2 separate regions of the Homo sapiens genome follow, and region 2 is linked to region 1. Evidence: chromatin contacts called from ENCODE Hi-C or POLR2A ChIA-PET data. All regions are on one chromosome and are shown on one strand. Each heading gives the region's core, a stretch centred on a gene start or an enhancer-like site at or near the end of the contact. The rest is flanking DNA. Distances are from core to core; before and after follow the strand shown. Region 1 holds the start of PPA1 (inorganic pyrophosphatase 1). Region 2 holds the start of HK1 (hexokinase 1).

Evidence for each region. A loop is a pair of places that touch in the nucleus more often than their neighbours do. ChIA-PET counts read pairs that join two places held with the same protein, here RNA polymerase II (POLR2A). Pooled maps may share reads with other maps.
Region 2: a loop to region 1 is called in a pooled map, with 11 times the contacts of the local background. The contact joins the promoter of HK1 here to the promoter of PPA1 in region 1. A Hi-C loop is called at or near these places in 1 of 37 single-sample maps with no recorded cell type and 6 of 50 pooled maps. POLR2A ChIA-PET finds 5 or more read pairs at or near these places in 2 of 52 experiments (GM12878 and activated CD4-positive, alpha-beta T cell).

The regions. Positions count from the first base shown.
Region 1 is chr10:70,231,623-70,235,543 of GRCh38, reverse strand. PPA1 (inorganic pyrophosphatase 1) reads left to right here and starts at 2,115. Exons shown (of 11, transcript NM_021129.4): 1 at 2,115-2,280. The coding sequence starts at 2,217. RefSeq lists a silencer at 1,904-2,473.
Region 2 is chr10:69,316,948-69,320,868 of GRCh38, reverse strand. It overlaps HK1 (hexokinase 1), which reads right to left and starts at 2,022. Exons shown (of 18, transcript NM_000188.3): 1 at 1,859-2,022. The coding sequence starts at 1,921. RefSeq lists enhancers at 1,439-1,488, 2,779-3,008 and a silencer at 1,789-2,468.

The DNA.
Region 1 (3,921 bases), core at 866-3,365:
TCCACCTTTACATTAATTCCTCTACCTATCCGTCCAGCAAAGATTCACTAAACATCTACTCTAGGCTGTGTACTGTGCTAGGCCCTAGGGAGACATGGTAGACCAAGGTCCTTTTGGGCCTATGGGCTCACTACACTTGCCTGCAAAGGAAAGTTACAATTCACCAGGGCTGGGTGTTTTACCAGACCTGATAATGACTGGCTCTCTGAATACATTCGATGAAACAAGAGCCAGTGTGCAAGTCTGGAGGTCAGTGAGACTTTATTATCTTGCTCTGAGCTGGCAGGAGGCAAAGGGAAAGTGTATGTAGAACATTATTATTGCATCACTGCTGTCTTCTTAAGTCAGTCACAGATGAGAGTCTGGGTTTTTCCAAGAAAATTGGTTCCATCTGCTCAAAGGCAGAAAAGTGATAGAGCAGTTCAATCAAAAGAGCATCCCCTTAAAATATTCTTTGAACTTGATCCTACTTTTTTTTCTGAAACAGAGTCTCGCTCTGTCACCCAGGCTGGAATGCACTGGCGTGATCTCAACTCACCGCAACCTCCGCCTCTCGGGATCAAGTGTTCTCCTGCCTCAGTCTCCCGAGTAGCTGGGATTACAGGCGCGTGCAACCACGCCCAGCTAATTTTTGTATTTTTACTAGGGACAGGGTTTCACTGTGTTGGCCAGGCTGGTTTCCAACTCCTGACGTCGGGTAATCCGCCCACCTCGGCCTCCCAAAGTGCTGGGATTGAAGGCGTAAGTCACCGCGCCTGGCCTTGACCCTAATTATTGACTAAACTATTGCTTCGCTAATTTTTTTTCCTGCCCTTCTGTTTTAACAGCAGTAAAACAGTGTGGTGAAATGTTCAAAAAATCAGTGAATCACAGCCTTCTGAAAATTAATGGGTGTCAGTGAGGTTTGGGAGTTGGATGGAGACAAAGGGAGCGACACCATAACTAACTGGAGATCTTACTAGGTTTTCATTTAATATTCATTTTTTACAATAGACATTGTTTGGAAAAAAGGGTTTAATTCAAAATGTCATTAAGGCACATTATCTTTAATGTTCTAGAAAAAGTTATTTAAAGAAATCCTGGCCATGAAATTAAAATAAATAAATAAATAAAACCAGGCATTCTTTGAAATGTGAATAATAATTTGCTAATTTATATTTAGGATTGTGGATATACTTTTTTTCTTTTACATGTATTCCTGGGGAGGTAAGTGATGCAAATATTTTCCCACTGCCTCAATCAGACTTTAGTTTTTGGGGTCTGGCCTGATATGATGGAATATAAACAGGAAATCAAGATCAGAAGAGCCTGTCCCTGAGAACACTCCTTCACGGGACTCTAGCTCACGCCTGGACCTTCCCAGTGCTTCCATCTGAAGCCCCTGGAGACCCAGGTGGGTTAAGTAGGGTGGCAGGGGGGATGGAGGGGGCGGGGGGCGCGGGGGCGTAAATCCTCCCCCACTGGGGAGGGTGACAGTAACAACTTCCAGATTGTTTACAAAGATACAGGCTCTGCTTCAGGCATTTGACGTGTATTAACTCGGGTAATCATCCCAGTAACTCATGAAATAGTTATATTATTATCTTCACTTCCCAGATAAGCAACGGAGTGAGAGAGATTATAGAAAGTGGAGAAGCGAGTACCTTACTAGTAGCCACTAGGGGTGTCAGTAATATGGCTCAACTTTGTTACGACGGATCAGAAAAATGCTCACCTTTAAGACCGCAAGCAGAGCCTGTCTGGGGAAGCAGGTGACTTATCAACGCCTTTTGAGATAAGGAATAGGACTGCGGGGAGGAGTGTGTGAGAATCAAAGGTGAGTTCCCTGTGTGCGTGGTCGGCGGTCAACTCCTAGCTAGTCCAAGCTTAGAGCCTGCGCATTTGCCCTCCCGGGTCAGAGCCCAAAGCCGAAGGAACAGAACCAGCGCCGGCGGCAGCCACGTGGCCCAGCCTCTGAGCCCTAGCTGCCATCGCGGAGGCTGGGCCCGAGGGGCGGGGCTGGGGAGTGCGGACACCCGGGCCTGGCGGAGTGCGCCTGCGCACGGGGTTGGCCCGGCGGGGGTGGGAACACTAGCAGAGCCGCGTTAAAGGCGCTCCCCGCCCCGCCCGCCGGTCCAGTGCTCGCAGTGCGCAGGCGTGGGGCTCTCTCCTTGTCAGTCGGCGCCGCGTGCGGGCTGGTGGCTCTGTGGCAGCGGCGGCGGCAGGACTCCGGCACTATGAGCGGCTTCAGCACCGAGGAGCGCGCCGCGCCCTTCTCCCTGGAGTACCGAGTCTTCCTCAGTGAGTGTCTGCGGCCCGTGGCCCCTCCGCGCCCGTCCGCCCATTCATTCCCGGGCCTTGCCTCCCCGGGAGGGTGCGGCCCGCGCTCGGCCCCAGGTCTCCGACGCGGGCCCGTCTCCTCGGGCGCGTTGTGGGGCCTGGCCGGCCTCACATTGCATACTTGCCGCCGCCGGTCGGGGCGGCGAGGGTCGCCTCCGGCCATCCCTCCCCGCTGAACGGAGATGGTCCCTTTGTCACGCCTCGGGGTACCCGAACCTGGGCCCAGCTAGTTTTGCAGGTGTCTGGCTCTGACAGGGTCTGTTGGGAAAAGGAAATCACCGACCCACCCTAGAAAGGTGCTTGGAAGTAACATAATTCCCGTAAGAGGATTGCTCAGTTTGGAGAAAAGGCGACTCCGGGCCGGGGGGGGCAGTGACTTCCTAAAGACCTTAATTCCGCCGCCGTAGCTCAGATTATCGGCGCTGAGCGGAGCCAAGTCCACCCCCTCGTTTTACAGACGGGAAAACTGAGGCCCGGATCGGGAGCCGTCTGTGAAGGCGCTGGACCGGTCCTCCGCGGCCCGGTCGTGCTCCTGCCTCTGCGCCGCCTGTTTTCCCTCAGCGCCGATGCTGGGAATGCTCCTTATGAAACAGAAAGCTGTTTCCCTCAAATCAAACAGATGACGTCAGTCTGGAAACAAGACTGAGAAAGTGCCAAGTTTTTACCTTTGCAGGATTCGGCGTCTAGGGGGTACCTACCCCGGGTCCTGCACCTAGGGCTGCACGGGGAAACCGGGAGGCTGCATGCTGGCGCCCTCCACGCTCCTTAGGGCACCACGTTTTTTTGGCCTTGTAGGTGGAGGAAAGCTACTTGGGGTTTTTCTTTATCCTCTTACTCCCCCCACCCCCAGCTACTAGGAGTAGATTATGGGCGATAACGGAGGCGTTCGTAAATGTGTCACCACAGGCGCTTCTATTGTAACCTCTTTACAGTTTTATTTGGAAGGAAATGGGCAGGTGCCTCGAACTCTGAGTTGGTGTATGAAGGAAGGGGAAGCGGGGAGTAGAGGAGACGAATGAATAGGCATTGAAGGAACAAAAAGTAGCCTGGTGCGGGAGGAAAAGGAAAGCGAACTGTAAAGCTTACACATCTAGCCAAAGGTTAACTATCAGGTAAAATCCAGGAAGGGTGAGAACTACCCCCCACTCTCCATTTTATTTAATTTTGCAATTAAGCAGCAAGGACAGTCCAGTAACTTTTGACTAATAATTCATGGGACTGTTTTTCTGGAAATAGTGTTGGCTCCAGAATTTCTCTGTAGGAAAGGCTTACAGAGGTGACTGTCTGGTTTGAAGGTGAGGGGTGGATCTTCAAGCTATATATGCAGAACAAACACACTGCTTTTACTTAGGTTATTTATTTGCAATTAATATTTGGTGGCCGTTATGGGAGACCAAAGCTACTCCTAGAATTTGGCACTAGCTGAAGTAACTGTTTTTATCAAGTGGAACTCTCTGGAACTTAAGAAATACTAATAATTAGAACCCACTACATAGTTATCCAATTTTAAGTGCTTTATCCTTCCTTAATAGAAATAAACTTTTTTAAGCTTTATAATATTACATTTGTCAATTTCTTTAAAACTGATAAAGGGCTGGACAG
Region 2 (3,921 bases), core at 773-3,272, 910 kb after region 1:
AGAGCTCTGGGCCCACCCTAGACACTGTATGTCTGAGAAAACATGTCCCACTGAATGGAGTCCAAACCTCAGCCCAGCTCAGCTGCTGGAGGCCACCGGCAGCCAACAGCCAGCAGTCTGTTGTGGGTGGTGGTGGGTGTGGACACTGGAGGTTTACAAGGTCACCCAGGCACCCCCCAGCCCAGCAGCCCACTGTCTTGAGCTATAAAGGACACCACGTGCAGGAGGACAGTGAACTCTTGGCTTCAGGAGGCCTGTTCTGGGCACTTCTTGCCATGCCGGGAGAACTGTCTCCCTGGTCCAATGGGAAGAACATCAGTGATGCACAACACCACTAGAGAAAACTCATGAAATGCACACACCCGCACGCACAGCTCCCAGGTCAGTGGCCAGAGGGAAGCTCCAGGGTGCTCCATAGGAGCAAGTGTTTCGAGTGCCACGGTTTGACAACCCCAGAGTGCTTAAAGCCATAAAGAGCAATGGCAGATGGCATTCCCAAGCCTATCTCCTACCTACCTCACTCCCGGTCCCCACCCACCATGGGATCCAAGATCACGGCAGGGTCCCCAGCGGCTTTGTCTCTCAGTACCCACTCCCTCCTGGAAGCTGACCTCCAGGAGGACCCTGGTGAAGTTCCTGGGTGGAGGCACTGGGAGACCTGGATCCCCCTGACTGGCTCTGCCTCTAACTCACTGGGTGACCTTGATAAGGTCGCTGCCCTCAGTAGGCCTGTTTCCTATGGTGCCAGATGAGGGAGTCATCTTAGATGCACAGGAAGAGGATGGAACACCCTATGGCTTGCCGGGCAGAAAATCAAGGCCTGTCACTCCTGCCTTTCACCTGTAGAACTCCACCTGTCTGAACGCCAAAGTCAAGATGACTTTGCCAGTCCATCCCAGCTAACCCCAGCAATAACGTCACCACGTTCAGGGTGGGTGGGCCTGGAGCCTGTACCAGACCTGGCACTGATAAAACGGGCGTCTTTCCCTACAGCTTAGGCTGTTTCTTTAAAATATGGTAGCACAGCTGGCAGAAGAGACAAATACACCTTTAAGACCTGCCAGCGGACAGTATTTTACACTAAGATGTCAAAGGCAACAACACCTCAGGACAGGAGGATGCATGCGTCCAAGTGCTAGAACAAGCATGCCACAGGCGTCCACCCAACTCAAATGACCAGTCGCTTATTTGAGCTCCTGTGCTGGCTAGAAATTACAGCTTAAGAGGAATAAAAAATTCCATTCAGACGTGCCGCTCCAGACACGAGGCCTATGAGCAAAGTTTCCGGTGGCCTCGCCGCCCCTCCCCGTTCCGGGAAGCCGGGCGGGTCACCTCGTCCTCAGATTAACGAGCAGCTCAAACAACTGGGAGAGCCCGGCGACAGCTTCTCCGGGGCACCCGACACCCTCCGCCAGGAACCCCAAATATGGGAGGCCTGGCCTCCAGCCAGCACCCCCGCCTGCTGCTCGATCACCTCCCCAGCATCTCCATGATCACACCTCCTCCCACGGCGCTCGGACCCTCCCGAACAGGCCCTGCGGAAGGGCCCACCGGCCACCTCCCCGCACAGCCCGGGGGCCTATCTGACATCCAGGGCCCGTTTCAAGGACACTGCAGCAGGCAGCCCGGTCTCGGGGGTCTTCCGCCCGATTGCCCCCCTCCCAAAAACGCACACACACAGAGACACTGACAATGCCGGTAGAATCGAAGGCGAAGGCTTTCCTTGCGCCCTGCAGTCCAACTCGATGCTGGCCCGGAGAAGGCCGGGCGCCGGAGGATGGAGGCAGCGGAGGCGGCGAGCGGATGCCGGAACGCAAGGCTGCGGCCAGGACCAGCGGCGGCGCGGGCGGGGGCTCACCTTTTTGACCTGGTCATCCTTCAGCTCCGTGAAGTAATAGGCCAGGAGCTGCGCGGCGATCATGCTGGCGGTCGGGGTCGCGGGGCGGCAGGCGTGGGGACGGTCGGTCCTCCGCAGCCCTGGCGAGCCGTGGTCCTCCGGCGGCTGCTCGGCGGCTCCTCCTCCTCCTCCTCCCCCGGCTCCTCCCCCTCGGCCCGGGGCGCGGCGACAGCTCGCGCGCTCCCGGTCTCCGCGCTCCCGTCCCCTGGAGGGTGACAGCCGCCAGCCGACCCACCTCCTCCACGCCCATTGGTTGCGGCGCGCCTCTGCAACGCCCGGCGGTGGCGTCCCGGCCGGGGAGCGGGGACGCGGCGGCCGCTCCCTCCTGCGCCGGAAAGGGGGCGGGCGACGCAGCGAAATCCCCCCCGACCCCGCATCATCCTGCACGTCCCCCACGTAGGGAGCCGATGCGGGCCTTCACGCGTGGCGGCGCCGTGCCCGGGTGGGCCGTGCCAGGCGGGGAGGTGCGAGGCGCAGGCAGGAGGCACCGCCCGGCTCCGCCGGGACGAGAAGCCCCTAGGGCTAGTCTAGGGACTGGCAGCCCCGGGGGCACGAAGGCGGTCCCATTCCTCGGAAATGAGGGCTCGCCCCTAGGAGTCCGGTGGACGCCGAGGTGCCGGAGGGGACTTGCAGAAGTGGGCGTGGAAAGCGGGCGGAAGCGGGAGCCGGGGACGCTACGCAGTCCTCGCACCCGGGTCCCGCGCCTTCCTCACCCAGGCCGAACGCACCGGCCTACCTGGGTCTTCAGCGGCAGTGCATCACCTCTCCCCGGCGTGCCCCGCCTAATCTCCAGCTGGCAGATTTGTATTGCTGAACCCAAAGCGACACCCCAGAGCACCCGCCCCCGAGTCACCAGCTCCGGTGGCTCTCCCTCAGGGCGCACTCCCTCTGGGCGGGACTTGGGCCACAGGTCGTGGCCTGTCCCCATCCTCTGGGCCTCCTCTTGCTCTTGGGCATCCAGGCCCACTGGGACTTGGGGCACGGTTCAGCGCCCCTTCCCAGGTGCCGTGTTTTCTACTTTCCCAGAGGAAGTTACGTAGGATGGGAGGACTCCCTAGAGGTGCTACCAGGACAGCCACTTTAGGATTCTTAGATTAATTATTTCTGTGTTCCGGAAGCCTCCAGGAGCTTTAGTGCCTTACAAAATGACATGTAATGAGCTCAAATATACAAACAAGTTGTTGCTATTCTGGTTAGACAGGTAAGGAAATTGAAGCTCAGTGAGGCCTCAGTCTTGCTGGACTTTATACAGCCAGGAAGTTGTAGATCTAGGATCACAGCTTGGATCTGTGAGTCTTTGAAGCAGGTGCTCACCTCTAGGGTTTGCTGTGGTCCCAGTTGTATAGAGCCCCTCTGCCTAAATAGGTCACTTTCCTGCAACCAAGTCTGCACCATATGGTGCCCTGAGATCCAACCCCCAACCTCTACCCTAGCTCTTGACTTTAGGAGTCCCTAGCCCTTGACCAGGCCTAGCAAAGGTACAGTCAAATCAGAGGGAGGGATGACGTAGGTTCAGGGGCCTGACAGCCACCATCACCCACAGAAAAGGAGGAGCTTAGATGCAGTCCTGAGGCCCCAGCTTCCTGTCCAGGTCACAGTCCCCACCCCCTGCCTTAGGGCCTATGCAGAGGGGCATCTTGAATCACCTCTGAGACTGTGTCTTCATCCATAAGATGAAGACACTAATGCCCACCTCACCTCCCCTTGATTGTTGTGTAATACTGTACGCAAAATACGTGCACATAATACACACTTAAGGAATGGCAGGTATCATAGAACTGACTGAAAAGTTAATGCGGTTAAAGCTTCAGGGACTCTCACTTTCATTCCTACCCTTCTAGGCCCTGGGAGGGCCTAGCAGTGTGATATTTGTATATTTATATTTGAATTATTTTCCATAGAGAGTGCCAATTTATTTAATTTTCAAGCCCAACAAAACCTGGATTTGCCCTGGATCATAATTATAAACCAGGAAGAGAGAGATTTTCTGGTACACATCAAACATTTGGAACTACCTACATGGC